Regions from separate parts of the Mus musculus genome. Here region 1 is linked to region 2. Evidence: chromatin loops called from intact Hi-C (ENCODE). Cell type or tissue: heart. All regions are shown on one strand. Links, peaks and the distances in the headings refer to the core of each region. The heading gives the core; the rest is flanking DNA.

Region 1 (16,154 bases), core at 4,713-12,712, 110 kb before region 2:
GGGCTGTAGCTTAGCAGTAGAGCGTTTACATAGCTTATGCAATGCCTTAGTACTGCAAGGCTTAAAGTAGAGCGAGCTTCACACCTTAGGAAGGAAGGCAGAGGAAGCTCTTAGGGCTGGTGCTGAGTCATCAGCGATCCTCAGAGCCAGAGGCACTTCGGAGGAGATTACCTTTGGGTGAGCACACACTCTCTATCAGTTCCAGAGCCAGCACAGCCTGGGGATCTCTGACAAAGCCACAGTGAATGTCTAACAGACAGTGAATCATGGAGAGTAGGACCTCAGACCCAGATTTCTCTGAGAAGTTGGACTACTTGTATGACGCTACATTGACTACCTAGAAATGTCATAAAAGACCAAAATTTAAAAAAAAAAAAATTTAAAAAAAGGAAAGGAAAAAAAGCAACACAAAATCCTTTCCCTCTCTCTCTCTCTCCCTCTCCCTCTTCTCCCCTCCCTCCCCCTCCCTCTCCTTTTGTTTGAGACAGGGTTTGTCTATGCAGTCCTGGCTGTCCTGGAACTCACTCTATAGACCACTCTAGTCTCAGACTCAGAGATCTGTCTGCCTCTGCCTCCTGAATGCTGGAATGGTGCATGTGCGCTCACATGAATACACACACGTACACACACACACCGCTCAGGGGTATGGATACAGAGGACTGGTAAGAGTAGTTATGGTGTGCTCTGAGACTTCAGGTTCAATCTGCAGAACCGACACAAAAAGCAAAAGAAGTATGTGACTAGAAAGACAGTTGAATTTAAAACAAAATATGGACCCACTCCGTCGTTTCCTTAGGCATGTGGCTACAGCCACGATTCTCAAGCCCAAATGGACCATCCTCTAGTTACTGACCCTTCCCCCACAGCAATCTGTCATTCTGCTGCTTCTTTGATGAAACCATTCCTAGTCTGATGGGTACAGTTGAGGCCATGCCCCACCCCCACTGCTACCCCCTCCAAGTAGCCTTCACACTTTCTGCTCCTCCAAAGTCTCTTCCCACATTATAGACCTCAGGTGACAGGCTAACACAGTGGTTCTCAGCCTTCCTAATGCTGCCACCTTTTAATGCAGTTCCACTTCTTGTGGCGATCCTCGATCTTAAAATTATGGTCTTTGCTACTTCATAACTGTAATTTTGCTACTGTTATGAATAGAAAGGTAAATATCTTGATATGCAGGATATCTGATATGTCACCCCTGTGGAAGAGCTGTTGACCACCAGAGGGGTCTCTGGTCTAATGTAAGCCACGTCCCTCAGGGATAGACACAGGTAGCAGCAGGCGTGGGAATTCCTGGGGGTTGTGGCAGAAGTATCCTTAGATCTCATCGTCAATAAAACAGATTCAAGATGCAGGCTCCCAAAATGATTCTGATAAACAGACAAACAAACAAATAAGTAATAATAAACACTCGGTTTCAACTGTGGTCTCTAAGTGCCCTTCCCAGGCAAGGGAACAGCGTGTCTTAGAGAGGTAGCTGATTCTGAAACCAAAGAAGGAAATGCACAAATAAGCCTAAAACATCTAATCCTACCGGAAATGAGGGAGGGAGGAAGGCAGGCATCAAAACTATAGTCATGGCACAAAGACTAATCCACAGTCTTGAAGGATGGTACAGTATGAGTAGCAATCAGAATTCTATTTACAGTAGACTACAATCTACCCGCTCTGCTGAAGTCTACGAGGCCATAATAACACAAATCACTGGTGGACACTAGAGACCCATCTTATAATTATGAAAATCAGTAAATAATTCTTTGAGATTTTATTTATCTATTTTAATGATTTGTGGTTTATGTTATGGGGATTGGTGTTTTGCCTGTTTGTATGTCTGCGTGAGTGTGTCTGAGCCCCTGGAACTGGAGGTACAGATGGTTGTGAGCTGTCATATGGGTGCTAGGAATTGAACCTGGGTCCTCTGGAAGGAGCAGCCAGTGCTTTTACCACTGAGCCATCTCTCCAGCCCCTGAAAATGAGTGCATAAAAAGAGAGAGCCAAGTATTTATTCCCAGTACTAGCTGTCCTCAGAGTAGCCATGTAATCAAAGAGGGAACCCTTATTTGAAAAGAAAGAATCCACCTGACAAATGAAAAAAAGGCTTGCAGAATTAGATCCATGATCCTTTTGCTCTTTAATGAAATGAGTCTAGGTGGCATAAACATCAGGGGTTACTCACATGACCCAAAGGGATAGAACCAAACATTGGGTTTTCCTGAAATGTCAAATACCCTCCCTACTTGCCCAGGGATCTAGATCCACCTTCCAGGTGAGAAGTTTTGCTTGTATGTAAGTTTGTCTGTCTATGCGCTCCTTGCAAGCCTGGTGTCTGTAGAAGCGAGAAGATGGCATCAGATCTTCTGCAACTGGAGTTGCAGATGCTTGTGAGCCACCGCTTGGGTGCCGGTAGCAAGCCTGAGTCCTCTGGAAGAAGAGCTAGTGCTCTGAACTGCTGAGCCCCATCAATATTCTGACCACCACCACCAAAGTGGGAGTCAGGCATTGCAACTCACACCTGTAATCTCAGTGTCGGGTGGCTGAGATAAGAGGAACCTCATGAAATCCATTTCAAGGCAATCTGGGCTATAGTGACTCTCTCTCTCTCCTCTCTCTCTCTCTCTCTCCCTCTCTCCCCATCTCTCTTATATACACACACTCTTAAATGAAAATTAAAAAAAAAAATTAAACACAGAACAAAAAATTTCAATTTCTTTGGTAGCAAAGGAAGCCTTGTGATTCCGAATGTCACTGACTTACCATAAAATTAAGTTTCTGAGTAGCCCTTCAAGTTTCAGAAGTTATTTTTGGAGCTTGGGACATAGTTTAGTTGTAAAATGAATGCTGAGTGTGTATGAGTCCCTGATTTAGATTCTCCAGCACCACCAAAGAAAAACAAAAAGGCTCCAATAATGACAATAATGTAAATAATGTTCTGTGTGGTCTAGGTGATCACTAGCAAGCTCTGAGTCGTCTTGGTTCATTCCAACACAGTTGAAAATATAGAAAGGAGCAGCCTTACAGACAGAGACAGCCATTTGCCCAGGCAAACCAAGGTTGCCACCAACCTTCAGTTGGAGAAAAAGGGGAATTGATGAGATGAAATATCAGGGGGACTGGAGAGATGGCTCAGCGGTTAAGAGCATTGACTGCTCTTCCAGAGGTCCTGAGTTCAAATCCCAGTAACTACATGGTGGCTCACAACCATCTGTGATGGGATCCGATGCCCTCTTCTGGTGTACCTGAAGATAACTACAGTGTACTCATATACATACACTAAATAAACAATTCTTAAAAAAAAGGAAGAAAGAAAGAAAGAAAGAAAGAAAGAAAGAAAGAAAGAAAGAAAGAAAGAAAGAAAGAAAGGAAATGAAATACCAGAAGGGTTTGGACAACTGTTTGCTAAGCCTTTGATAGGCTATGTCAGCACATGAAAAAGGAAAGCACTTCACTGGAGACTTAAACAAAAATTTTAAGTGCTTTTTATTTCCACTTAAAAAAAAATTCCAAGCTGGTCTTAGTGATGTAAGCATGGAATCTCAGCTCCTCGGGAGATTGAGAGTTTGAGGACAGCATGGGCAATTTATGAAAACCATTTTAAAAATGTAAAGAGCTGGGAAGTCAGATGTGAGGGACCAAGGGTCAGGGTCAGGCTGGGGAGATAGCTGGGATGATCCCCGGCAGAGAGCCTGCCTTGCCAGCCCGATGACTTCAGTCCAGTTCCTGGAAGTTATGGTGCAAAGGAGAAAACTCCCCCAAAGTGTTCCTTTGGCAGGTATGAGGTGCATGCCTTTAATCTAAGCACTTAGGAAGTAGGTACTCTCCTTTGACCTCTGTGCCTGTGCCATGCACACAAGAGCTGAGACTGCACACATGCTAAAAGAGAATAGAAAAGTAAAGAGAGCTCAGTGTTGGGGGGACTGGAGAGATGGCTCAGTAGTTAAGAGCACTGACTGCTCTCCCAGAGGTCCTGAGTTCAATTCCCAGCAACCACATGGAGGCTCACAACCATCTGTAATGGGATCTGATACCCTCTTCTGGTGTGTCCAAAAACAGCTACAGTGTACTCACACAAAATAAATAAATAATTCTTTTTTTTTTTAAAAAAGAGCTCAAGTTTGTTTTTTGTTGTTTTTTGTTGTTGTTGTTGGTTTTTTTTTGTGCCATATGAAGTATAAGACTAGCCCTGGTGACATGAGGTCCCGTCTGAAAAATCAATAATAAATAGTAAAAAATATATTTTTAAATAACCCTGAAAGAGTTGGGGTTGTGACTTAATGGTAGTGTGCTTGCCTAACCCTGGAGCCGATCTTTAGAGCTGCATCCTAGGCAAATAGGTAGGTAGTAGCCTAATGTAATTTTAAACATCATCGAGGAAATACCAATTTAGAACAAAGACTGAAAGGCCGATTCAGTTACTACAAGTATTAAACCAAGCCTAAATTCTAACCAAGTCTCTCTCTCTCTTGGTTTTTGTGTGTTTGTTTGTTTGTTTTTTGTTTTTCGAGACAGGGTTTCTCTGTGTAGCCCTGGCTGTCCTGGATCTCACTCTGTAGACCAGGCTGGCCTCAAACTCAGAGATCTGCCTGCCTCCGCCTCCCAAGTGCTGGGATTAAAGGCGTGCACCATCACTGCCTGGCAAGTAATTTCTCAACTAACAAAAATGTGTAGATGTGGGAGAAAGAAGAGAGGGGAGGCAGTTTGTCCCTTTGAAGCTTATATGCTTAAGAATAACGCACACTGCCACCATAGGCAGGTACACTGTAGGGGAAACTGTTCTCAGTCATGGAGGAAGCTCATTCCTCATGTGTATGTGTGTGTGTGTGTGTGTGTGTGTGTGTGTGTGTGTGTGTGTGTGCGTGCATGTGTGCACACGTGTGTGTGTGTGTGGTAGGTGAGTATCTGTGCACATTCAAGGAGGCTAGAGGAGGATGTCTGGTGTCCTGCTCCACCACTCTCTTCAGTCCCTTGGGATGGGGTCTTTCCTAGCCTGGAGTGTGGCTCAGTGATGTCTCTTTCTCTCCCTTCTATAGTGCTGAGGTTGCACGTCTACTGGCTACACCCAGCTGGAACTCAGGCCCTCATGCTTAAGCCACGATGTTACTATCTACTGTGCCATCTCCCCAGCCTCAGGAAACTCATTCTTGGGGCTATGTGCCCTAATCCCCATCCATCCCTACATTAATAAACAGGTAGGAGGATTAATCGTAGCTTACAGGTTAGAGACTAGGGGCCGAGAGAGTGATGCCGTACAGTCTATGTGAAGAGGTACGGAGGCCAAGCCTGACCGCTATCAGGCTCATCACTGTATCCAAGATCGTTGTGGAATTAAGGGAAACCTGTCTTCTCCTCTCAGAGAAGGATGAACACATCATTCTCCAGGATCCAGACTCAAGTACTAGACACTGAAGTGGAAGTGGAACGCTACACCCTTCGTGATTTGATGGGCTCCCAAGACAAGTCACAGCAAAGGGAAAAATATGAAAAGAACCGAGGCATCTCCAGAAGTGGAGGTGGAAACTCGTTGGGTAGAACCACTGACTGTGTGGAGGGGCGGTCTCTAGGGAGCCGAAGTCACATCTCTTCTTACTTTGTGGTAAAGCAGGCTCTGAGACAGACGTGATTTGCTCCAAGTCGCAGCAAAGTGGGAAGAGCATCTGAATTCATCTCTGACTCTCAGAGTGAAGCTCTTCCTGTCAGTCTTATAAATAGGGAACGTGTCTCTCAGCAGCCAAAGCAACAGCTTAGCCAGCTTAAGGGCTGGGTGGAGTCACCTTGACAAGCACTAGCAGATCATGGGAAAGCTAGCTCCCTGGAGGCTAGCAGGCATAAACCACCCTGAATACTGTGTCCTCACCCCTAGTGGGGTCACCAGAACATCCCCAGTAAATGAATTAACATATTCACTTCTAGTCCCAGATAAAGTTTTGAGGACCAACCCGAGTTTTGAAATTTTAAAACAAGCACCAACAGTAAGGCCTGGATGAGGCTCAGTCTGACCTTTCCAGACTATTTAGAAACTTCTTGCCCTCTGGGAAGCTGAGAAAACCTTTTCTACTTGGCCCCAGCAGACACCTCCTGAATTGCTGGGGTGAAACCAGTCAGCTTTGCCCACTGGGTCTGCTCACTTGCCCCAAGGTCCCCACTAAGAACACCCTTAATGACTGCCAAACTCTAACCTTTACTCTAAGAATGCCTTTCTATGCTGCAGTCTAACTGGCCTTATGAGGAGACTGAAGAGCAGTCCACAGGGCGAGCGATACCCTCTACCCATCTCTTCTGGCAAGACTCTTGTCTTCCAGCTTTAGGAGTGGAAGGACACCTTTGCACAACCAGATACGTACGTTGAAGGAGGCAAACCCAGAGACAAAGGCTGATCACAGCTAGCCCACCCCCTCAAGCCCGTAGAGGACTGAGTGCTAACTCATCACCCTATGTACCAAGGTTGATGTGGGAACAAGATCACATTTGCCCCACCTCAATCCATCCTGGCTGGCCAGGGATGTCCAATCCTGCAGGTTTGGGGCTGGGTGGGAGCAAGAATTTACAGTTTCATCAACGGGCCGCATCTTCCCCCTAAATAATCTCATCTGCACCACTTCAAAAGTTAAATTCCCTAACTCCCCAGGGCTGGACCTGAAATCATTATGTAGTCCAAGATGACCCTGAATCTCAGCTCATGTAAGCTTCCCAGGAGCTAGCAAGCATGAACCATCTTGCATACGGTGCTGGAATTGTAGATGTGCATCACCAATGTGTTTTATGCAGTGCTAAGGACCAAATCCAAGGCCTTATATATGCTAGGTAAACACTACCTACCCTCCCAGCTCACAGTTACCATTCTTGATGTCATCTGCCATGCCGCCTCCTGTCTTCTCTCCCCCCACTTATTCTCCACTACCTGCAAGAACTTTCCTTTCCTCCCAAGCCGACTTTGAACCAGCTCTCTGGGCTTGGAGACCAGCCCCAGCCCGCCCGGGCCTGGCGCACGGGGTGCGGCCGAGTCGTGCTGGGACAGCTCCACGTTGCCTCAGAAGCAGCCGAGTGTGCTCCTAAGAGTAGATCCCGCTGGGAGTGGAGAGGAGAGGAGAGGAGCTGATTTTGCAGAGGCCCACAGGGAAGCGCCAGGCTGTGTGTGGAGACAACCGGGACTGGGGGGTCGTTATGGCGAGAAATGAATGAAACACAAATGAATGGACCGCGAGGGTGGCCGACACGAGGTGATTTCCAGAAGGGAGCGTGCCTTCCGCTCGCCTGAAGCCACCAAGACACATCGGATACATCGCACCAGACTCGCACACCTCACAGCCGGGCGGAGGCGCAGGGTCCAAGCCTAAATTTCTGCGGTTGGAAGTGCCCAGCCGGGAGGCAGAAGGCGCCTAGGCGCGGCATTCCCAGAGTCGCCCTGCCCTTCGTCGCAGCCTCCTGGACCTGGAGCCCCGGGACGCCTCCCTTACCTGCCCGCCTCGACAGGCTCGCTACGGCTCAGGGCGGTCATCGCAGCGCCTTCTCCGGGAGCCCGAGGCCGTGCGCCAGACCCAGTGCCCTCCGGGGACCGCCCACCCCGGGAAAGGCCCGCCCCCACACGCCTATTGGCCGCTCGCGCAGAATGAGCCTGGCTCAATTGGTGGAGCCTTCCCCGCTCCCAGACCGCCCTGATGGGTCCCAGCTGCAGGTAGGTCTTCAAAATTGTGAGGTCGAGGAAACCAGGGCCTGGGTCCTCAATTATGGGACTTCATATCAAAATGTTCCCTCAGGGCTCTTCATTCTACTCCGCCTTCCAACCTCCTTACCTAACCTGAGCTCTTGGTGCTGCAACATCTCAATTTCAGAGGCCTTAGCCTCTGACTAGGTGGCTGTTGGGAGTTGCCAGGGACAAGGGTCCCACCTTGTTTCTATGTACCTTATTCCTGAGGGCAACAGGAAAACAAGAGACCCTTTGTGCTTAACTGTTATGGAGGCTGAGGGTTTTGTGAAGTATCCAATCAGGGACTCATCCTACAGCGCCCTCAACAGGCCTCTACCACAGGGATCAGCCCACTATTCGACCATTCTAGGTGCTAGCTGAACCTGTCCCAGACTTTTCTAGTATTTGCCCTGAAATAGAACGGATCAGCTTCCCGATACACAGCCGCACTTTGGTGCAGGAGGCAACTTATATACTCCCAAAGTATTCAGTCTCCGGCGTCTCCAGTGGTCCCGTGCTTGAAGGTTATCTGGTGGATCCATAGCACCCAAGGCCAGGCCTCCTGGCTGTTGTCATTCTCAATTGCTCAAAGGGCAGGGCTCGACCACCACTACCAACCCCCGGAAAAAAACAAAACAAAACACAACACAGGTGCTTCAGCTGCTGTTTATTGACATTCAGGTGGGCACTATAGCAACAGGCCTGGAGACTCTGCAGAATACAAGGTGGAGAGTGGAGTGTCTGCAGTGACAGAAGTGGAGTGCACAAGAAGTGGGGAGGCCAAAGCTGTTGGGAAAGCAGGTCAGGGCCAGGGCCAGAAGTCGTCATCTACACTGGGACCCTGGGCCCCACACCCTCAGCCCCTACTCTTTTGCTGTCTCCTGACTCCAGGCTAGGGCTGGGAATTCTGACAACTTTCTACAGAAGCAAAGCCCAGAGATGCTGCCGCCCTTCTGTGATAAAGTCAGGGTTTCCAGTCCTGCATTCCTCCTCCACCCCTGGCTCAGGTAGGGCCCTGAATAATAGCTGGTCTCTATTGCATGTTTTAGAGGCATTAATTTTCCCTGGTGTCCCAGCCCACCAGCGCCACACTATGGCCCAGAGTGAGCACTACAAGCGTTGCTGGCCTAATGGAAAGGATAGGGGAGGGGAAGGGACAGGGGCTAGAAGAGGGGCTCCAGAGGGCCATCAAGGTACAGGCACTACACGCATGGTGTTGGTGAATCCAGAGCCAGGGCGCCACCCGGTCAGCACAATGACCACATCTCCCTTCTTGAAGAAGCCTCGGGCCTTGCCTGGGGGGAAAAGGAGGTTGGTGAGTAGAGGTATACACTTGAGGAAAACTGCAAAGCCCCACAGTCCTAATTGATCACACAAAGTGGCACTTTTCCCAACCCAGACACAAATCCAACAAGGCAGGTGCAGATAACTGCCCTAATAATCCTCGTCTGGGTAGGGGAGCAGGTTGACAGTTACTTCTTCTCACCACAAGATGGTGCAAGCCTCCTAGCCTAAACAAGGGCTGAGGCTGAACTCAGAATGCAGAGACCTTTGGACACCATTCAGTTTATACTCTAGAGAGTCAGGGTCAGCTGCCTCCTTGTCTCTATATAGGAATAAGGCCACAAAAGCTTGTGTTCCCCACCCTCTAACCCCACCCTGCTCAGGACAGTAGCTCCAGCTAATCTTACAACTGGGTGATAAAACAGATAGGCCCAGCCCATGACTTCAGGAAGTGGTAGTTTTAGGGTCCCCATTTATTAGCACTTCATCATTCCCTTGTTTCCAGCTACATACCAACATCCATGGCCAAGTTTACACGAAGGTCGACATCCTCAGCCCAGGCATTCAGCACGGCATCCTTACACAGCACAGGGAAGATGCCACGGTACAGATGGGCCTGGCGAGCAGTCTGGGGATTTCGAGTCACGGCAATGATAGGAGCCCGAGGGCGGTACCTGGCCACTTGGTGAGCACTCCTGAGATGGAAACAGGTTGGAAAGACTGACCGTTAAACATGTCATAAGACCCTTTCAGTAAGCCTAAGCCAAAAGTAATACCCTCTAATTCAACTCTGGACCACAGGCTTTGCCCACTGACAACTGTTTCAAGGTCTGGCCTGCCCCTCAGACCTGTCCTGTCTTTTCTAAGATGATTATCCTGCTCTCAGTATGGGCAGTCCTATAGGAGCATGGCTGGTAGAATTCTTCCCACAAATGAACCCTTCCATCTGGCAGTGAGGCAGCTTTGGCCCAATCTCAGCAGAACCCACTCCTGTAGCTGCCAGCAACTTTTACAATCCAAGTACCATGTGCCTAGCTCCTGACTTCTTCTGCAAAGAACAGCAGCAGAGTTACCAGGCCCTGGAAGCCAACAATGTTCACCATAACACTATACTGTTCTCCTATGGGAGTCCTAGCAGCTAATGTTAAAAGAAACCTCAGAATTTCTATGGTTTTAGAAATCTGGGTGGTAGGGCTGGAGAGATAGCTCAGTGGTTGGGAGCACTGACTGCTCTTCAGAAGGTCCTGAGTTCAGGTCCCGGCAACCACATGGTGGCTCACAACTATCCATAAAGAAATCTGACACCCTCTTCTGGTGCATCTGCAGACAGCTACAGTGTACTTAGATATAATAATAAATCAATCTTTAAAAAAAAAAAGAAAGAAAAAGAAATCTGGGGGCTGGAGAGATAGCTCAGCAGTTAAGAGCACTGATTGCTCTTCCAGAGGGCCTGAGTTCAATTCCCAGCAACCACATGGGATCCCAGCAACCATCTGTAATGGGATCCGATACCAATGTCCTCTTCTGGTATGTCTGAAGTACGTGTACTCATATAAATAAATAAATTTAAAAAAAAAAGAAAGAAAAAGAAATCTGGGTGGTGATCAGGTGTGGTAAGAGGAATATCTGGCCATTCAAGATCCCCTGGGAATGTAGGGAACCCCTATTCTCAACCTGTAACAAATGATAGTGTCTATCTCTATCAGATTACTCAATTAGCTAGGCACGGGGGACTGAGGAATTCCACAGCAGAGCTTCATGCTAGCCTGCATACATAGGCTTTGAAGGAAGGAGGTAGCTGCTGGAACCAGGAACTCTTCAGAGAAACCCCAGAATTAGCATAGACCTTGTATTTTAGAGCTTTCAAAACTCCAGGACTAAAAATGATAGTTTTAGTGTCCCCATTTCTCAGTACCCCATCATCCCTGGCTTCCAGCTACATACCAACATTCATGGCCAAGCTTACACAGAGGCCACCATCCTCAGCCCAGGCCTAAGTAGCTTTCTGCTACTTAGTTCATGAACACTGCCTTAGGGAGACAGACCAGTGCCTAGTCCTCCACACTGATTTTACATGTGTTTGGCTTTCTGTAGCTAGGCTGTGATACAACTTGCTCTTTCTTCCTCTGCACCATGAGCACTGGGGCTACAGGCACACACCACCACACTTGGGTATTTTTTATCTATCTATTGTGCTATATAGATAGATAGACACTGGGCACCTCACTCTCTCCCTCCACCGTACATTCACTACAGCTGCCTGGGTATTCTGACCACATGCATTAGATTTCCCCAGGACTGGAGTCAGACAGTTGTGAGCTGCCATATATAGGCAGGTGTTGGGCCTCTGAAAGAACTGACAGTGCTCCTAAAGGCCAGACCACCTTTCCTGGTGACCTCTGTGTGCACTTTAAAAAAATAAAAAGTAATAATAAAAAACCTTTAAGGTGCCAGATTCAAATTCAGATAGTCATGATTGTGCAAATCCTTTATCCACCAAGACCCCTCCAAGTGTGTACCCTTGCGCATACCCAGGGCCAGCCTTCTCCGTCCTCCATGGTTTCTGGGGACCAAATATGGGTCAAGCTTGTGTAGCAAGCAACTTTACCAGCTGAGCTATTTTGTGAGTAGGGCTCTGTCCTGGATGGAACTCACTTTGTAGACTAGACAGGCTACAAATCCAGACATTCGCCTACCTCTTTGGCCCAAGTGCTGAGATTAGAGGCATGCTCCGCCATGCCCAGCTGCCACGCAGTGTTCTGTCAAAAGGCCCCACAGTACTAATCACGGTGAAACTGGGTGTTTGTTCCAGCTCTCTGTGAGGCAGGCTTTGAACGTGCACTGGAGCCAGCCAGTTGGTTTGGTCTATCTGTGAGTGCTGCCTGGAATCCTCTAGTGGCAGCCAGGGGCCTTAAACTGGCCCAGAGCCACTCACTCTTGGCATCCTCAAGGAGAGGTGTCAACTGAGCGTGGGCATCCCCAGGGAGCCACTGCCGCCTCCTACCTGCCAGACTTGGTGAGCACGATAATGGCCCCACTGCAGCACTTGAAGGAGGCCTCCACGGCACCCACGGCGGCAGCTTCTGTGGGGTCGCTGGTAATGGGCGCCAGGCGGCGGAGTTCCTCGAATAGCTGCAAGTGGTAGATGGCAGCCTCTGCCTCTCGGGCAATCTAGGGGAGCAACATCCGTCCAGAGGGACGAGGACGGGGGACAGGGCTTTGTCAGAGCTTTGTCACAAATGGAGAGGGAGGAAAGGAGTCACAGACAACTGGGAAGGAACATGTCCCTGGGCACAAAAATGGCCAGGAGAAGGTGAGCCACTCCATGTTCTGAACTGAGCAAGATTAGAAACTCCACAGGAACCATCCTGCACCAGGTGCTGTGACTTCCACTGTGCCCAAGGGAATCCTTTGGTCCTGCCCTATGGTGACCTTGGCTGTCTTCCTGAAGGAGAGAGGCTGTGCCTAGGCTCAGGCACATAGCGGACCTAGTTGCGCGAGAAGCTGGTTATCCTATAATGATACCTGCCCTTAGGGCCCTACCTGCCAGACTCCGTGAGAACTATCAAAGCTGCTGCTAAACACTTATAAGAGGCCTCCACGCTGCCCATGGCCATGGCCTCCATGAGGTCTGTGGAGTGACTGGAGGCTCGCACAAGCTCTTCAAACAGCAGACGGTGGAACATGGCTGCCTCAGCCTCCCGAGCTATCTGTAAGGTTTAGGGTAGGAGGGATAAGGAAGAGGGATAAAGGCAAAAACAAGAGAGACAACACATGGAAAGACAGGGAACTACATCAGAGAGGAAGGAAGGCACCCTTAGGTTTAGGTTTAATCTTTTCTTCATGCAGAGGCAGATGCAGAGGCAGGGTGGTCAAAGCCCATATGCTCCTGGAATGGTTGCGTGGGATTTTGGGCTGCTCCTTTTCCCCTTACTGTTCAAATACAAGGAAAGTTCCTTCCGTTCTAGAAAGATATTATCCTTTTGGGACTTTCCCCTTTGTTTCTTAAAAAAAACCCCATCCCCATGTGTTTATGAGATGGGACTCACCCCCATGTGTTTGAGATGGGATCTTACCATAGCCCCTATCAGCCTTGAACTTGCCACAGTTATCCTCAAAAATCACTATTTTCTTTGCCTCAGCCTCCCAAGTGCTAGGATAACAGGCAGGCACCATCAATTTCTTTTGTTTTTGATTGAAGCTAAGACAGGGACATATTGTTAGGCCCTAGGACCTTGGCATGGAAAGATGCCAAGGTGGAGCCAACCACACTTCCACTTGACCACACTGCCTCATGACACAGCTTACAGGAAGAACTAGGCCTCCCCTCCACACACGGCTGTGTGGTTACAAGACATCTAGCTTAGCCTACATACAAGAGCGAGTCCTTGCACCTGGTTTATAATAGAAACATCTGGGCAGCTCTGAAAGCTGGGGTCAAAGGTCAAAAGAGCCAAAGTTACATGGTGCGCCAGTTCTAAACAGAACAGTGGCCAACTCTGGCTCACTTGAACACAGTGGACAGCCGTGTGAAGAGGCAGATGCCTGAGAAAGCATGCATGCCTTAAGACACCAATTAAAACTTAGCAATTAAAACTGTTACAAAACAGCAAATGTGTTATATATAGACTATCTGTTCAAGTAAAACCAGGCATTAGAATGAAAATCTAAGTTTTAGAGAGTGCAATCCCAAGTATTTTAGTATAGAGAAGATGTAAAACCAATAACTCACATTTATTGGTAGTATTAGCAGATTTGCAAGTGGAAAGTATTCTTTTAGTTACAAATAAATGGAATGCATGCAGCCCAAAGGACATGAACAGGAAACGACCATAGCTGGGATGTCTAGCTCTTAATTACAGGTCATGAACTATATCAGTTAGACAGAGGAGGAGGCAGCGAACAGATGAAGGGGAGAAGCTATCCTGAGTGTTAACTGATGAGAGAGAAGCTTGCACCCCCTGAAGGGGCAGCCACAGTCTAACCCGGACTCTGTGACTCATCTTCTGAGCAGGGCCATGCAATCCCAGCCTCGAGGTTCTAAGGTGTCTGTTCATAGGAAAGGGCAGGGCATGAGAGAGGGCAGGACATGAGAACTAACTCCTACTCTGCCCACACCTGCTACAGCAGGGTGCAAACAGACAGCTGGCTGGCCCTATGAGGATAGCAAATCTGTGCTCAAACACACTATCACATGTGATTCCCTTTAAAAAGAAAATGAGAATGCAAAGATTACATCAATGAGCCCAGAGGGTTATCTAACATTTCATTATGGCAGTAAATTGTTTAATGTTATGACTAATTAATTATAATTAATCTCATCAAATGCCACCTTGGGCAAGGTCTTGCGGTCATATAAGTCACCCAGAGCTATACAAAGATAAATCCATGTATGTGACTGCATGGTTTAGACTACCTGGTCTTGTTCCTGACCACTCTGAGGTGATAAGACAACTAAGCAGGTGACTAGAAAAGAAGGGGGTTTGGTGTAGATCAGGAAGGCACACAGACTGCTGGAGAAGGAATGTCTGCATGCTAGCTACTGAGAAGCTGTGAAGATCAGCTCCCAATACCAATCAGATCAGGAGGTGACCAGCTGAGACAAGCTGAGTTCAAGCTTCTACAAAACGGCTGGTCTGTTTCAATATAGGCACACATCTGGCTACAGCTACAATTCAGATAAACCATGGGTAGATCATGGAATCTACTTAACAGCTGTACACAAATGAAGCAAGGTAAGATGTCTAATCCTGAAGGGGGCTTTTTTTTCTTTCAGTTTGGGGGCTTATTGGAAACTGGAGACACAAAAAGAACAGTGGTTCTTTGCTGGCCGAAAAGGGAATAGAAAAGCTCCAAGAAAGTTAGCCAACAATGCTTTCATGAGGCAAGGAAAGGTCCTAACTGGCGCCCTAGCTAACTGCTCTGCTCAGGAAGTTCTGGGTCCTCACCCATCACAGTCAGCAGGAGTCAGGTCAGCTGGAAGTCTGTTGTTTCTGTAAGATAATGCCTTATTCTAGCCCAGCCTAGCCTCAAGCTATCTTCCTGCCTCAGGCTCTGAATGCTGGACCTCCAGACCCTATCTTACTGAAACCAGAAGACTTAGTCAAAAAGAGCATAGATTTGCCCAGAGAAAGTCTTTATAATCTCCAGTCCAGAACCTGCTAAATTCAGCACCCATTCCCCACGCCCAGAGCTATTTCTAGCCCTACATTGGGTTTGGCATAGCAAGAGACGTCCCATGTGACAGGCACCATGCAAGGCCAGCTCAAAGCAGCTTAGTATGGCTACAGCCTGCAGTGCAGAGAAGCATCTGCTCATGGGACCATCAAGAGATCAAATTAGAAGCCAAACCAGGCGAACAGCCAAGAATACACACTCTTGGCTCCTTTAGAATAGAGGCCGCCCCGCCGTCTGGGTGTTCAGGAGGGAGGAAGGTATCCCTTGACTAAGTCCTAGGACTTTAATATTTTAGCCAGATGTGGCCTACGTAATGGAAAAGGTAATCGCCAGAGCAGGACAACGTGGTGGGGCGCAGGCAGCGAGAGCACAACGTGAAAATCAAGAAGCAGAGCATGCTCCACACACCTCACTCTTCTGGCCGTGGTCGGAGGGAGGTAAAAGACTGGGTGATGCAGAGGCCTTGGTGGTAGGCTTGGAGGACTTACCAGGTGCTGCATGCGAACAGCCTCCAGAGGGTAGTCCCCCTTGGCTGTTTCTCCAGACAGCATGATGCAGTCTGCTCCATCCAGGACTGCATTGGCCACATCACTGCCTTCAGCACGGGTGGGGCGTGGCTTCTTGATCATGCTCTCCAGCATCTAGGAGGGGACAGACAAGGGCTCTCGGTAAAAGACCATCACTAAATGAGATCCTAGGCCATCTTCAGTGATAATTGCCAAGATAATTCCCTTAAGATTGTGCAGGTGCACAGATCACAGCTATGTGTGCCCAAAGGACAGGACAAGGCCAGGTCTCCTAGGTGGAGAATGCAGAAGGAATGAAATAGCACATGCCTGTGTGGCACAGATGACAGGCTTCCCAGCTCGGTTGCATCGCCCGATCATCATCTTCTGAGCCAGGAAGACCTTCTCTGCAGGAATCTCAATGCCCAGGTCACCACGAGCCACCATGATCCCATCACTGGCCTCCAAGATCTCATCAAACCTGGTAAAGAAGAGAAAGATAATAG
Region 2 (16,154 bases), core at 3,271-11,270:
CAGCACTTGGGAGGCAGAGGCAGGCAGATTTCTGAGTTCGAGGCCAGCCTGGTCTACAAAGTGAGTTCCAGGACAGCCAGGGCTACACAGAGAAACCCTGTCTCGAAAAAACAGAAAAACAAAAGAAAAAAAAAAGTTTGTTACTCTTGGATTTTTATTCTTTCAGTTACTTTAAAATCCTTTCCAAATTCAACAATTTAAAAATTGGGATATTAGCCTAGCATGGTGCCACAGACCATGTGTGCCTTAATCTCAACCCTCAGGAGGCAGAGGCCAGCCTGGTCTACAGAGAGAGTTCCAGGACAGACAGGATTATACAGAAAAACCCTGTCTTAAAAAAACAAAATAAATAAATAGAAATTAAAAAATAAATAAAAACTGAGGTCTTAAAAGTGTACCTCCGGGGCTGGTGAGATGGCTCAGTGGGTAAGGGCACCCGACTGCTCTTTCGAAGGTCCGAAGTTCAAATCCCAGCAACCACATGGTGGCTCACAACCACTCATAATGAGATCTGATGCCCTCTTCTGGTGTATCTGAAGACAACTACAGTGTACTTACATATAATAAATAAATCTTAAAAAAAAAAAAAGTGTACCTCCATGGTAGACTGCTTGTTTAGCAGGTACAAGGCTCTTGTTTTGAATTCCACTAATGCAATATGTAAACAAACAAACAAAAAACGGGCTTCACTGGGTTTGGTGGTGCACACCTCTAATCCCAACACTTGAGAGACAGAGGTAAGTGGATCTCTGTGCGTTAGAGGCCAGTCTGGTCTACATAGGTAGTTCCAGAACAGCTAGGGACACATAGTAAGACCTTATCTCAAAAAAATGGATTTCATTTGGAATCACATTGACACTATAGACCATATTAATCTCTTGGAATATTGAAACTTCTAATCCATGATCATGCCATATACCTATATATGGGTCTTCTTATATCTTTCCAAACATTTAATAAGTTTTCCCATAAAGTTCTGCTCTGGGGAGTTCTTGTTTGTTTTGAGACAGGGTCTGATGTAGTCCAGGCTGACTTCAAACTCATTATATAGGCAAGGATGTCTGAACTTCAGGGCCTCCTGCCTCTGTCACCTCCCAAATATTGAAGTTACAGGGGTGTTTCTGCACTTGTGGCTCCCTTTATCTTCATGAGGTTTATTCTTTGGAACGTGTAAGGCCTACTTCTGTCACATGAGGTGCACTGATGTTTATCTAGACTTACATAACTCAGACATTTGCATTTATGGAAATGTTTGTACATGGTCAGGAAGTATCACCTCTTTTGCTTGAGCCAAGTCTCTTTCTTTGTAGATAATACAGGTAGAGCGATAGGAGATGGCACTTCAAGACATGGCTCCTTTAGAAGCAGGAAGCTGGACTTCCATGCTGAGAGATCTAGCAGTCAAATGCGTTTAAAAACCTAAAAGAAACTCAGAGTGGAGAGATGTCTCAGTGGTGAGGGCAGTTCCAGAAGATCCGCGTCAGATCTTACCTCACGTTAGGAAGCACACGACTTCCTGTAACTCCTTTTTAGAGCATCTAATGCTCTCTCTTCTGGCATCTATGGTCACCTATATTCAAATACATAAACAACACATATACATAATTACAATTTTTAAAAATTATTTTTCTGGAAAAATCAAGTCAAGTGCATCGACTAGGATGCGATTCTAAGTGTGCCAAGCCTGAACAAAGATGGAGCAGTGTAAACAGAGATAAATGGACCTAAGAACTGTTGATGTAGAATGAGCACATATGGACAAAGATTGGAATAGAAAAAAGTTAAACAGGATTCCTAGATTGATTTCTTTCTTTTTCTTTTTCTTTTTTTCCATTTCTCAACACTGGGTTTCCCTGTGTGATCCTGGCTGTCCTGGAATTCACTTTGCAGCTGGAGTCTGCCTCGGACTCAGTGATCTGCCTGCCTCTGCCTCCCAAGTGCTGGGATTAAAGGTTTACGCCACCACTGCCCGGCCTCCTAGATTTCACCTGTAAGCACTGGTGGAATTGTGTAATACTGAAGTGGAGAGCTGTGAAGATGTGTGAGGGACAGTCAAGGGATAGGGAATTCAGAGGACATGGACATGTGGACATGTATGTATGTCTTTGTGGATAAACCTACATATGACATTATATAGAAACACATACAAACATTTATAAGAAAAAGTAAGGCACTAAGGACTTGTTTACATATGAATAATATTACGTTGAAGAAAAACAAAGGCTGTGTACAAAAAAAAAAAAAAAAAAGAGTCTGTAACGCCGCAGAGGAGTACCTGCTCAGCCTAAGCAGAACTCCGGATTTAATTCTCGACACTACAGAGAGGAGGAGGAGAGGGGGAAACCGAGGATTTCATGCCTGGAAGTCCAGCACCCATAGGCTAACTCAGGAGCATTGCTCTGAATTCAAGCATCACCTGGGCTACATAGTGAGCTCTGAGGAAGGGAGATGAAGAACCAGCTTGCCTCCATCGTAGGCTCAAAAGCCATCTTATAGTAAAAATCAAACTAACTTCATTCTTGTTTATGCTTAAACTTCTCTTTTTCAAGGATTGGGCTATGCCCCACCTGTAACCTAACCACAAATAGTTCTGTACTTCATATTCCAGAAATGGCAATGATGTGTCTGTTTCAAAAGGTTATATGGCCACCTACTGACTACCTTGTCAGGACTATGACTACTTTGTTCCACCACCTTGCAACCATGCCTTGGTTTCAAGAGGTCATTAGGACTAACCTGTTTGTCCTGCTCCTATAACCCCACCTATTTTCTCCCATTTGGAACCCCTACCCCTAAGCTAGAAAAGCCTTGTCTTCCTCATATCCAATGCTGACCTCTCAAACCCTGCCTTAAGGGGAGGCAGCTTGTTTTAATTAATTAACTAATTAATTAATCAATCAGTTAATTGCTTTAATTTGACAATGATGATTTGGCGGCTCCTCCCATTTTGAGGATTAATAAAAAGAAGGAAAGAGGGAGGAAAGTGAGGAGGGAGGGGCAGAGGGAGGAAGGCTCCCAGCTCCCAGCTCCCAGCCCCCAGCCCCCAGCCCCCAGCCCCCAGCTCCCAGTTCCAGCATTGTTGGGTGGACATAGCTAAAGAGTGCTTGCTGGAGGGCGGCAGGAAGAATTTCACAGAAATCTGGCAAGGGAGATTTTCAAGAGGGAGAAGTAAAAAGATTCAAAGTTCAGAACCAGGTCACAGGATACATAGCTTACTACTTCAATGTGTCCTGGCTTTAACATGCAGCTCATCCCAGTCTTGCTTAGAAAGGCTCTGGATGGGGCTAAAACCAAACTACAGTGTCCTGGGCATGATGGGAAGGGAAAAGTGAAAACAAGTTAGTGCCAACAAGAAAACCTGAGCTGAGAGCCTTTAACTCCATTAGAGAAAGATGGGATGTGTGTGGTGGTTGAGGGAAGCTAGGGGTTAACTTGGTAAAATGCCATACATTCAACTCCCTAGAGTTGCACAAACTGAGCATGGTGGTTCACAACTGGGATCCCAGCATACAAGATACAGAGGACCAGAAGTTCAAAGGGCTCCTCTGCTGCATAGTGAGTTTGAGAGCATTCTGGGATCCATGAGACCCTGTCATGGATGAACAGAAAACTTGGCTCAAACCAAGATCTAACAGACTAACCGGCATCATGAGTGTGTCGTGTGTGTGTCCAAAAAAGAAGACATCTAATGTAGTGGCCAGTGGTGGCATAGCAAAAGGTAGGGTTGAGCTTGGAGCTTCATTCTCTAAGCAAATTCAGACTCCAACTATCTGTATAATCATACTGAGCCACAAAACCTTTCTATCTGTCCCTGTGATGGTTGTCGACTTGGCAGGATCTAAACCCAGCCCTGGGTGTATGTGTCGGTGATTATCTAGCCTGCATTAGCTTCTGGGAACATCTGTGAAGGACACCTTGGTTAGGTCAATTGCAGTGGGAAGATCCACCATAAACGTAGGTGCCATCATTTGGAGGGCTGAAGCCCTGGGCCCCATAAACTTGAAAGCAAGCTAAGCACTACTAGCATTCTCCCTCTTAGCATCCTCATTGCAAATGCAATGTGGCCAGCTGCCTCAAGTTTCTACAAATGTGACTTCCTCACCACAATAAACTGTAACCTCAAACTATGCGCCACAACACCCCTTCCTTCCATAGGATACTTTTGTCAGGCTGTTAACCCTAAGAGGAAAAGTAAGGAGCCCAGTGAAGATAATGGTGACGCCAACACCAAAAACGGGATGACATGGGATGGAGTGGTGGGTGGGCCTCTCCTACCTACACACCAGGCAAGTGCCCTACCACTAAGTTACATCCTAAACCCAATATCATTGCCGAGTACTCTACACATTTGACATGGCCAACACAGAGGAGCGACAAAGCACTTTGTTGCCCAGCTGACTGTCCAAGAATTCTGACTTACAGAGACTAGATAAACATCAGCAGTGCCCTCCAAATTTCTCCATCCAACAATCCTTTATTAGGATAGAGTATTCAGGTAACTGACTACCCGCTCTCATTCTCACATTTAGCCAAGTGGAACACACTCTACCTTCCTTCAGTGTCTGCCTGTCAACAGCTCTGCCTCCTCTTTTATACCCTTCTGTAGTTTCTAAGCACCCCTCCTGTAAACTGCAATAAAGTGATCCATAGGCAATTTATTAATAGATGGATGTGGTGATGCATGCCTGTAATCCCAGCACTCGAAATATTCAGGGATGAAGTCAGGATTTCAAATAGTGAATTAAGGGTAGCCTAGGTTATATCACATCTTGTCTCAAATTAAAAAAAAATTTCTTTTTTGAGACATGTTTTCTTTGTGTAGCCCAGGCTGTCCTGGAACTTCCTCTGTAGACCAGGCTGACTTGGAATTCAGAGATCTGCCTGTCTCTGCCTCCCAAGCATGGGGATTAAAGGTGTGCACCACCCAGCTTAAATTAAAAAAAAAGGAAATAAATCACAATTAAGTATCAGACACTGTAGAAAAATGTGATTTAAATTAAATTATGGAAGGTAACTTTGGAGAAGGGAATAGGATTGAAAGACATACCTATTTTTTTAAAGTTTATGGCATTGTGTGTTGTACACATGTATGTGCATGCATGCATGCTCATGATCCACAGAACTTATAAGAAGTCAAGGAACAACTTGGGCTCAGCACCTTTACCTGGTGAGCCATCTCAACAGTCCTGTGTTTCTTCTTCTTAAAGCTATCTATCCTGGGCTGCGGATGTAGCTTGGTGGCAGAGCACTTAATAGGCATAAACTCTTGGGTTCAACTGGTTACCATGAATGGAAGCAAATAATTGTTGAGATATTATAATCCTGTGTTAATAGCAGTATAGAAAAGGATGCTAATTTTCAACCTTTTAGAGTTTATTAGTAAAGGAAAACAATTTTACTTAACAAAGCTCCTAATTCTTATTTTCAGAGTAGAACAAACAAACACACACTCATCATGCCAGGTCATCAGACCCTGAATCTAGATTATGGGTCAGGTTAACCTCACAAGGTACTGATAAGAATTACGTGGACAGACCTCATCGGTGTTAGGGATATTAGATGGGGACTCACATGTCTCATATGAACATAGAACACATTATCCTTACCTTCCCAGTTATTGACCTTCCTCACTTCAATGGTCCCGAAGTTCCCCGACACCACCACAGCATTCTTAGTGCCGTAGTGGCACCTGGACCCCTAAGCCCTGATGTGTTATCCCTACAACCATCCATTGATGTGCACTTGAAGTCATCGGGGACACCAGTTAATCATAGTCTTGGAAGGTGTACTGCTGGCCACTCAGCATCCGCTCATGTCAAGGAAAGGGGGGCCACACACGCTCTGCTTCCTTTTAATTCCTATGGGTCCTGCACTTCCTCCTATTCAGAGGAGCGCCAGGGGCAAAATGGGTACTTCTCTGCCCCCTGGTGGTGCATCGAGAACCCTAGCAAGCCTGATTCTGTGCACTGTACACATTGGGTGCCTGGCTGTGAACCTTGTTCCTGGCCTATGGGCAGTTTGAGATCTGACAGTCTTCAGGTTAATGACCTCATGGTCACAGAACACAAACATCGGTGGGTGGCTGGAGAAAAGCACTTGCTGTCTTGTCTTGACCAGGTTACTACCATTTTTAAAAAAAAAAAATGGTAATAACATTACAGAAAATGTTTCGGGGCTGGGGATTTGGCTCAGTGGTAGAGCACTTGCCTAACAAGCTCAAGGCCCTGGGTTCGGGTCCTCAGCTCTGGAAAAAAAAAAAAAAGAAAGAAAATGTTTCGTTGAGTATAGTCACAGAAACTTAGTTCTAAGACCTATTTTTGTGGCTTCTTCCCTCACTGACTCAGATCAGTGCTTGCTCTTTTCCTGAACATTGGGAACGCCCAAGATGTCCTGGGAGAGGTCAGGGGCATTTAAAGTCTATCGACAATGTTTCTGTTATAGTTGTCAGGTGAAGAGTCTGGGGGCTGGCAGACTAACAGGGCTCAGTCAAACAGCAGTAAATCACAGATTTATTCAGTGTGCAACAAAGAGGCCTCAGCTGTCCTTCCAGCATGGCACATGGAGGGCTCCCAGTTTGGGGTGAATTGTCTCAAGAAACCGATACCTGGCTAGGGGTGGGTGGGATGGGTGAGGCACACATTTAATCACAGCATTCAGGAGACAGAGACAGATTTCTATGAGGTCCAAGCCAGCCAAGGCTACATGCTGAGACTTTTGACTTAGAAAAGCAAAAAAAAAAAAAAAAAAAAAAAAAAAAAAAAAAAAGATGTGTGTGTGTGTGTGTGTGTGTAGTGGGGTGGGGCGTAGAGGTGGCTCCAGGTTAAGAAAACTCCTGTCCTCAAAGAAGACTCGCATAGTTGCTATAGTTGATTCATAATTGTCCATCACTCCAGTTCCAGAACACAGGATTCAGATATACATGTGAGCAAAACACTCAGACACATAAAGTCTAAAGTATGGAAAGGGGGGATACTCAGAGAGGGTGTCAAGTATCTATATAACTTTCATTCCTGCCAGTATTGGTCCATTTCTGCAGAGTCCTCACTAGCAAGCACCCTCAGGCTTCTGAATAACAGATGAAAGAATTCTTTTGATGTAGAGGTAAAGGCTTAGATTATGGTTCCAGGCTAGAACTCGGGCTTGGCTAGGTGGGACTTAAATTCCTTAAGAATTTTGCTCTAGCAGAAGGTAGTCACTCTATTCCTGTAGAAATGGCACGACAGAGGCAAATCATAATGGCCAATCCGGTCCCCAAAGAACCTGCCTGAGGGACTGAAGAGTAGCAGTTAAGGACCAAGATATCTGGCCCTGCCTTTCAAAAGCTTCAGTACCCAGAATGCTGTAAGCTGATACCTGGAACCTCTTCCTTGCCTCTGCAGACCAGGCTAAGGGACCTGCAACCAGCAGGGGGCAGGCTGCATCCACAGCTTGACAGTTCTCTAAGACAGTTCATCTTAGAGGATACCAGGTCACACCCTCATCCGGGGCTCAGTCCCCAGGGCTTCACTTTCCAAATCAGCTGTGTCATTCACAAGATGCTATGGGCTGACAACCGGGAGGGAGGAGTGGGAAACCGGCTGCACTACTTTGGATTTGTCCAGACCCCTCAGAAACAGGTCCTTCAAATTCAACACCTTGCTGTGACTGCTGGTGTGTGGTAATCTCAGAATTTGGGAGGCAGAAGGCTCAGAAATTTCAAGGCCAATATATACATCAAGTTCAAGGCTAGCCTGGCTCACATGAAATTCTTGCCTCATGTGATAAAATCAAAAGACTTTATCCCGGTGCCTGAACCACAGTATCTGCTCAACAGTACACAAATAGCGGGGTCAAGGAAATTTAAGAACCCAGGAGGAGAGTGGAGCAGAGGCTCAAGGGAAGTGACCACTGGGACCAGGCTGAGTCTGGAGCTCCCCTAAGCTCCCACAGCATCTTCTTCCACAGACAGAAGCCTTGGAAGGGACACAAAATGAAGTGTCCTTTCTGAGGACAGACATGTGGGAGAACTGGTGAAGCACTCACTGCCTTTAACCTGTACAATCCAGGAGAGGGTCCTGAGTGTAACCGGTGGTGACCTGAGGGCCATTCATTCGTTTTTTCTTTTTACACAAGCAACCCAAACTCATTAGAGAAAATGCCACATAGATCTTTATTGAACACCAGTGCCAGCACCAGCCTCCTTCTCTGTAGTCACAGGGGCACACGGGCAAGGGGTGCTCTCCCCTGGCCGGGAGGCAGTGAAAGATTAGCCCTGCCCCGGGACCTGCTCTCTTAAGGCCAGCACCCTCCTGGGTGCTCAGCGCAGCTGACTCAAAGGACAGCAACCTCCTGGGTGTTCAGCACTGGTGGCTCAAGTCTGCTCAAACTCCTGCTCACAGTAGCCTACACTGATGGGCTGGGCCTGGATTCCTCTCCTGGAAGAGAACATAAAGAAATGGAAGATGAATTATTTGGCCTTGGACCATGGCAACACCATCTCCACAATAACCAAGAGCCTCCTTCCCATTTCAGTGAATCTCAAAATATTACTGTACCCAAGTTACTTGGAGACCTCCCTCCAAGATTCTCAATGAGGGCACTCTTTCTATCGTGCAGGTCTCTACTCCCCCACCAGAATTCAGTTACTTTGGAAAAGAGGACAGAGCCTGAGGGATGTCTGATGCTCTTGGCCCACTCAGATGTCCACTCCTGCTTCTAATATTCAATAAGCACAGCAGTGGAAAGGACTGAGCTGGGGATTAAACCCTGTCCTCGAGCTAAGGCTCAGAAGCCCTAAGAACTGACCTTTAGGGAACCGCTAAGCACACCTCCATTATCACAACAACAACAACAACAACAACAACAACAACAACAACAACAACACAAACCAACCCAACATGCTTGGAGATAAACAAAATGCCACTTCAATTACCCAGTGTCTTAGAGCTCACGACAGAGGGCTCTCAGCCATGTCTGCTCTGCACTAGGCTATGTTTCTATCAAATGACTGCTTACACAAGCCACAGTCAAGGGAGTACAGGTATTCATGAGTCAGTCAAAGCTTACAGGTTCAAATCCTGCTTCCTGCCGATTTTTAATAAAGTACTCAGGGGCTGTATACTCCTAAAATGGAGACAAAATGTTCCCACCTATGGGCTGTGATACAAATTCTACAGGATGGAGTATTCTTAGACAGTACCTAGCACAAAAACTTCTAAAGTTTTGGCTCTTACTCCTTTCTTCTTAGATCTGCCCAGAGCCCGCTTACCTCACCAGCTCACAACGGAAATGCGACAAACGTTTAAAGGCAAAGTCTATATTAGTTGTCAGGTTACTGCTCCACAGTCTCTCAGCGACGGCACCCGCTCTGGGCCTACAGGAGGGAGGAGACAGAAGATTGCGCCCTGTGTGTCTTCCTTCCCAAACTAGCTCAGCCGTAAATGATGCCTTGTTCAAAGTTGACAACCAGATGGGCGCTCTAAGGCAGTTCCAGGGCTCAGTTGCACCCTCATTAAAACCATCCGCATCAGCATACAGACAGTGATTCCAAGCTCCTCCTCTCCCAGAGACATAAGAATAAGGGTAATCCTTAGGGCATGTCAGCTGAAAGTTAACGTGGTATACCCCACTGTATTTGGGGAGGTTGCCGAGAAAATGCCTTTACTCTCATCCCAAGCAAGTACCCCTGGGTTCTTTACGGAACTTGTGAAGTGGAGACAATGGCCATTCTCCTGCACACATAATGCTTTATTGGACGCACACACAGAAGCCACATGGGACGTGAGCATCCCAGGCAAAGAGAAGCATCGTCTCAGAGCCTCCCTCACGGGTGTAGCACTGGGGAGCTGGAAGGGACAGAGACTGTGAGGCACAAGCCTTACCGCAAGCCTAGCCTCTGCACCCCCTACCCTACCTTCCTGGCCTCACCCCAAAATCCTTACCAGAGTCTGGGGACCAGGTTGGTGCTGTCCACATACTCTCCCCACATACAGGCCTCCCCTCCAATGACCAGAGCCTTCTGTTCAGGCGTACCTGAAGGAAAATAAAACAACAGACCATGGTGGTGAGGCTCTCCTCCAACTATCCTTCCAGTGCGGCCTTCTCCTCAGAAAGGCCATCTCATTTCCTAAATTGCAATGTGTTCCTTGCCCCTCTTAACGCCTAGCCTGGATCTCAGCCCAGCCAACAAAGCACCCTGCTCTCACCATGAAACGCCAGGGGCTCCACTTTGTACATGTCCTTCCAGTCAGGGCCATACTTTACACGGTTCAGGTACCAGGGAGCAGACAGCAGGGCCCGGAAGCCAGCCCTGGTGATATCTTGCATCTCCAACATGTACTCTACTGGCATTTCTTCCCGCCACACCTGTATGATTGTATCTGGCCGAACCTGTCACGAAAGGTCAAAGGGCAGTCATGGTACAGAGTTCAGAAGACTCGAGGTTCATTCTTACGCATGGTACCCAGGCCACGGAGAGCTCCCAGCTTCCCAGCAGCAAAGGATGCTTCTGAGCTGAGGTGCTCACTACTTAACAGAGCCCCCTGCTGCTCCCCTCCCAGACCCACCGTAGCTTCCCTGTCTATATAGAAGAAGTAATTACTGGTTGAGAGCTGAGGGGAATGGCAGTGGGGTCCAAAGAAACAGAGGATCTAAGTCTATGATTCAGAAGGAAAGCACAGCACACAAAGCCTCAGGAATCCACAATTAGATACGAGGTTCTGACCTAAACTCCAGCGGCCACACTTTTGTAGCTCTTCTAGAGAGCTAAAGAGATGCCGCCCAGCTCTCGGACCGTAGAGCCTATTTGGCAACATGATTGGTCCCTAGAGCGGTCAGGGAGGCCCGGGAGATTGAGATGGGTGCTTTCTCTTCTCTGCCCCTGCTCACCTTCACTTTATTATCAAATACCTCCTGCCACACCACATAGCCCTTGTCATAATCAGAGACGATGTCCAGCAGCCTGGAGAGGAGAGGAGCATCAGCAAGGTGTCACTCGGCTGTGTGTGCCAGCCCTCCAGGCGCTGAGCCTGGCAGGGCCTAGCCCTGACTGGACATGAGCATCTCTGGGTAGATCTACCACCTGACCACTCTAAACCTGAACAGATAGGACAAAGGGACCCTTAGGGAGCAGGGAATGGTCCTCGGGACTGACTTTGGTACTGAGAGCAGACACCATTCCCCATAGAAGGTGATCCCTAACACGCCCGCCCGCCCTCCTTCCTTCCTCACGTCTGGATGTAGAAGGACTCCAGCTGCTTGAAGTCAGTAAAGCCCTTTTTCTTCATGAAGGCCTGGATGTTGGGGTTGGACTTCCTGGGAAGCCAGAAAAGAGTGGTGATTAGCTCTTCCAGCATCCTGTAGCCATGACAACCTTCAGGTTAGGCATCCAGCCCCCTGCAACCTGCCCCTTCCACCTAAAATATCAAACCACCCGAGACAGCCCAAGGTCTCCAGCCAACTTGTAGCCAGGTAAGACTGGAGAACAGACACAGGCTAAGAAAGAAAGAGGCCTGATCTTGAGGAGTCTCAGACCCGCGCTCTCAGGGAGAACGCGCCTTCCATTTGCTCTCTGGATCACACTAGTCTCGCAAGCCTATGATCTCTGACCTGCTGCAGATTCCTTAACCTACAGTGCCTGTGTTTGCGTCCATGCCTTTCTCATCATGTTCCCAAAAGACAAACTTTCCTCACACCTAACTCTGGGGCCCACTGCTCAGAAGCCCCTTGGCCCCTTTTGGCCGCTGTAGATCTGAGAGTTTGAGCTTTATGACTTAACATTAACTAGGTCTTGTCACAGGCATTCATGAGCTGCCCAATATGGGTGCTGGGTGGGAATCCAAATCTTATTCCTCAGTCCTCTGATATACATCAGTAAGTGCTCTCTAGCTTGCACTAGACTCTTGATTGGACTATTTTAAGCCTTCTTAAGTGGGGACTGTTTTTCTTTATCCTCCATTTTTCCAAGACAGTTCTAGGCTCAGAATGAGGATATCCATAAATATCCCAGGATGTGAGGGAGGAGGAGGAGGAGTTCAAACCAACAGTCTTGCTCCTCATATAGGGCCTCTCTGGGCTGAGACATGGCTCCCTTAGAGGTGAGCCCGTAAGTAGCAGCAGCAGGCCCATAGTGCTGAGTAACCCACCCGCAGGCTGGTGCGTGAAGTCCAAAGGCTCCTACCAGCAGGTGAAGTCGACTTCATCCCCTCCCAGGTGGAGATAAAAGTCCGGGAAGACTGAGCTGATCTCCAGGAAGAGTGTGCTCATGAAGTCATAGGTGCTGTTGAGACTGGGGTTCACCGGTCCAAATGTGCCAGAGAGATGAGACCCAGAGTAGCAAGGTGTTAATAACCCAGGGGCACCTAAGTTAACAGAGAACCCACGAGTGTTACACATACACCTGCCCATGGATACTCCTGCACAGTAGGCCCTAGATAGAGTAGATGACTGTTCATCCACACGTGCAGTGCTGGGTACTCACAAGCATCAGTAACAACCTGTTTAGTCACAATTAAGTAAATACAGATATATCTACCATCAGAGACTGAGGCTGGGCTACTGGCAATGAATGCCGATGTGTACGATCTTACCCCACACACATTTTCCAGCATAAACCACCCAGCCCCTCAGGGCTAAGGAGACAGCGTGTCAGCACCCACTGACAGCCCCTCCACTCTAGCGCCTGCTGCCCATTTCCACATTCCCCGAGGGCTGTGTCTGGGCCAGGAGGCAGCCTATTCCAGTCTTCCCAAAGGTGTCATCTAGGGTTCACTCGGGGTTCCTGGATACAGAAGCAAGTGACTGAGCAGCAAAAATGATCATGCAATGGTGATCTCCAAAGACTAGCTTCAACTTCTTCTTTGTTTTTTATTTTGCTTTGTTTGTTTTGTTTTTTTCAGAGAGGATTTCACTGTGTAGCCCTGGGTATCATGGAACTCACTCTAGACCAGGCTGGCCTTGAACTCAGTGATTTGCCTGATGCTGGGATAAAGGTGTGTGCCACCCCCAATCCCCCATCTTCTTTCATACAAATTCTACCCTAGGGGTCAAACTCCTCAGTATCTACTTTAAGGTATAAAAAACCTACAGCAATGTCTGGGAAACACTTTTGCTTTTGTTGGGAGGGGGGGAGCAGGGGAGGGGGGTGGGAGGCAGAAGGCAGAAGCCTGAATCACTTATGCCTCAGGCTGGCATTAAATTTTAGATCCTCTTGTGGTTTCCTAAGTGTTGGGTTTACAGATGTCTATCAATATGCATGGCCTCTTCCCTTATATACACAAACACATACATACATACACACACATGCATACATACATAATTTTAAGGCTTATCTGTTTTATGTATATGGATGTTTTATCTGTGTATGTGTATCTGCACACCAAAAGGTATCAGATCCCAAAGGGCTACTATTACAGATATTTATTATCTGCCAGGTTGGTGCTAGGAATTGAACCTAGGATTTCTGGAAGAGCAACCAGTTCTCTTAATTGTTGAGTCGTATCTCTCCAGCCCCATCTGCCCATAATTTTACTAGTGAAAGTCTCTGCATAAATTAAATTTTTCCTAGGAGCAGCCCAGGCAGGAAGACTCTGGGGCCAAGACACCCTTAGGAGTAACTTCCGAAGCAGGAGCTGGCTCACTTGAGCCACTTTCTTGCTTTACCTATGGAAGGAACTCCCTCTAGGCAGGAGTTGATGGAGAACATTTTTTCAAGAGCCAAGGCCAAGATATAAGACATCTAAGAACCAACGCCCTGGAGCCCCTCTTTTAGCAGACGCCTCCAACTGCAGCTCCATTCTTACCTGGCCCCCAGGACAAAGTGTGGCCAGGAGTGTCAAATTCTGCCAGCACACGGATACCCCGAAGCCTTGCGTATTCAATGACCTCCTTCACATCCTGTGCTGTGTAGATGTGAGTGACAGGGTTGAAGGACCCCTGAAAGGCAGAAGATACGCTTCAGGATCTCATTTCCTGTGGCTACTGGGAAGAGAAGATATTCAAACACCCTGAATTTTAGAACACTCGTCCGAAGCCCATGTGTACTGGTGACTTCTTCAAGAGTCTATTATGATAAAACTATGATAAAATTTCCCCAAAGTTATCACATCTACTGCTTTCTTTTGGTGAGTGTGCATGTCTGCATGCGGCAGCACCATTGTGTGTGTTCCTCTACAACTTTCTTTTATTTTCTGAAATAGGATTTGTAATGGTTTGAATAAGAATGGCCCCCATACAGTCATAGATTTGAATGCTTGATTACCAGAGAGTGGAACTATTAGGAGGTGTGACCTTGTTAGAGTAGGTGTGGCCTTGTTGGAGGAAGTATGCCACTGGGGGCAGGGTGGGCTTTGAGGTTTTGGAAGCTCAAGCCAGGCCCAGTGGCTCACTCTCCTATAGATATGCTGCCTAGATATCTAGAAGAACACCGCTCAAGCTACTTCTCCACCACGTCTACCTGCATGATGACAATGGACTAAATCTTTCATCTGTACGCAAGCCCCAATTAAATGCTTTCATTTAGCCGGGCATGGTGGCGCATGCCTTTAATCCCAGCACTCGGGAGGCAGAGGCAGGCGGATTTCTGAGTTCGAGGTCTACAGAGTGAGTTCCAGGACAGCCAAGGCTACAGAGAAACCCTGTCTCGAAAAACAAAAAACAAAAACAAACAAACAAAAAACCAAACAAATAAATGCTTTCATTTATAACAGTTGCCTTGGTCGTGGTGTCTCTTCACAGCAACAGAACACTAAGACCTGAACCTGAACCTGAAACTCAGCACTGGGCTCCAGGTACCCACTCCCATCCCCCACCCTCACCAGTCCTCAGGTTGTTCAGCAGACTGCCTCATCTTCCCAGGACAACATCTACTGCTTTATCTGAGCAATCTAAGGCTAATGAGATAAATAAGAAGGAATTATGCCCATTTAACAGAATGTATGTAAATAACATCAAAAAACAAAACCAGGAGATATTAGCCACGGAAGGTTATAAAACAAATTAATGTGAGGACTTGAATCCTTGGGTCTTGACTTCAAAGCTGCTGCCCTTTCCTTCTGATTAGTTAGGCTGAGAACTACTGCCCTTGAGAACCTGAAGACCATGTTTGGGTAACGTGAATCATACCTTTCTGGTGAGCTCTGGGAAAGTGAAGCTCTCATATGGGAAGGAAGAGTCGTCCACCAAGTGCCAGTGGAACACGTTGAATTTATTGTATGCCATGACATCCTGGAGGTCAGAGCACAGATCAGAACCCCATACTGGGCAGACTACTCTATCTACATACAGAAGCAAAACTCAACCTTCCTCAAGTTCCAGGAATGCACTTATATTTCTCAAAGCATGTTTCAGAGCCATCTTTCAGATGAATTTTGACTGTAGCACTACAGCACCCTCTCGCTTTCTATGTCCCCATGGATCTCAGAGCAACATTTCCACATCCTCCCTTCTGACTGAGATGTCTGTTGGGAACTCAGCTGTCCCATAACTTAACTCACAGAAGTCAAGGCTAACATCTATGTCAGCTCCTTTAGTTCCACCAAAGGGATAAAGGAAAAGCAGCCCCAGGTGGTAGATGAACAACTGCACATCAGATTCAGGAGTGCTAGCAACTTCCCCAGCAAAGGCTTTACAGCAACTTTCCTATAATCTTGACTTAATTAAACTGCAGTCAGCTGTGCCTGGCAGAGAAATCAATTCCCCCAAAACAGTATAAGCAACACTGTATCCAAATCCATCTTATCCTAGAGTAGGCAGTCATCTACACTTTTCCCAGGGGCTCACAGAGTTACATAGAAAAGCTCTATTATGCCCCACTACCCAGACCTATGCATGAAATGAAGAAGGCCCGGAGGCCTGGTTACCAGTGTATCCAGGATGCTAGACAATGGCAGGTAATGGCGAGATGTATCCAGCAGTACGCCCCGGTGAGGGAATCGAGGAAAGTCTTTAATCTTTGTCTTGTTGATAAAGAACTGTGTGGAGCAAACACTGAATGCATTAGGATTCAAAGGAACTTACCATCGGGACAGAGAAAGGAGAAAGGCTCTCCCAAGATCCCCAAAATACAATGTATGAATGTTCTCCAAAATAGCTATCCTCCACTCTTCCACCAACCTCTCCACATCAAAGACTACACATAACTGTCCCGTGCCAAACCAACACAGCACCTGATATGCTAC

What was found. A loop is a pair of places that touch in the nucleus more often than their neighbours do. Peaks named below come from ENCODE experiments on the same cell type or tissue, not always from the same donor. Only the 100,000 strongest peaks of a DNase experiment are listed, where the experiment ranks them.
Region 1: a loop joins it to region 2, with 7 times the contacts of the local background. A loop is called at or near these places in 8 of 42 quality-filtered maps.

Annotation. Positions count from the first base shown.
Region 1 is chr9:59,671,550-59,687,703 of GRCm38, reverse strand. Pkm (pyruvate kinase, muscle) reads right to left here. Exons shown (of 11, transcript NM_011099.4): 7 at 15,979-16,129; 8 at 15,631-15,783; 9 at 11,970-12,136; 10 at 9,479-9,660; 11 at 8,332-8,976. The coding sequence ends at 8,870. It overlaps Gramd2 (GRAM domain containing 2), which reads right to left and starts at 7,550. Exons shown (of 12, transcript NM_001379375.1): 1 at 7,452-7,550. The coding sequence starts at 7,492. In heart, for the core only: CTCF peaks have their summits at 9,165 (motif pointing right) and 11,902; DNase peaks (open chromatin) are centred at 7,583, 9,123 and 11,893; H3K4me3 peaks cover 929 bases; H3K27ac peaks cover 807 bases; H3K27me3 peaks cover 2,111 bases.
Region 2 is chr9:59,557,081-59,573,234 of GRCm38, reverse strand. It overlaps Hexa (hexosaminidase A), which reads right to left. Exons shown (of 14, transcript NM_010421.5): 5 at 15,837-15,947; 6 at 15,100-15,201; 7 at 13,779-13,911; 8 at 12,158-12,338; 9 at 11,209-11,292; 10 at 10,867-10,939; 11 at 10,185-10,368; 12 at 9,921-10,011; 13 at 9,248-9,352; 14 at 8,126-8,414. The coding sequence ends at 8,351. Among named protein-coding and RNA genes, the nearest start is that of Celf6, 13 kb to the left of the region's middle. In heart, for the core only: CTCF peaks have their summits at 5,937 (motif pointing left) and 7,405 (motif pointing right); DNase peaks (open chromatin) are centred at 5,854 and 7,474.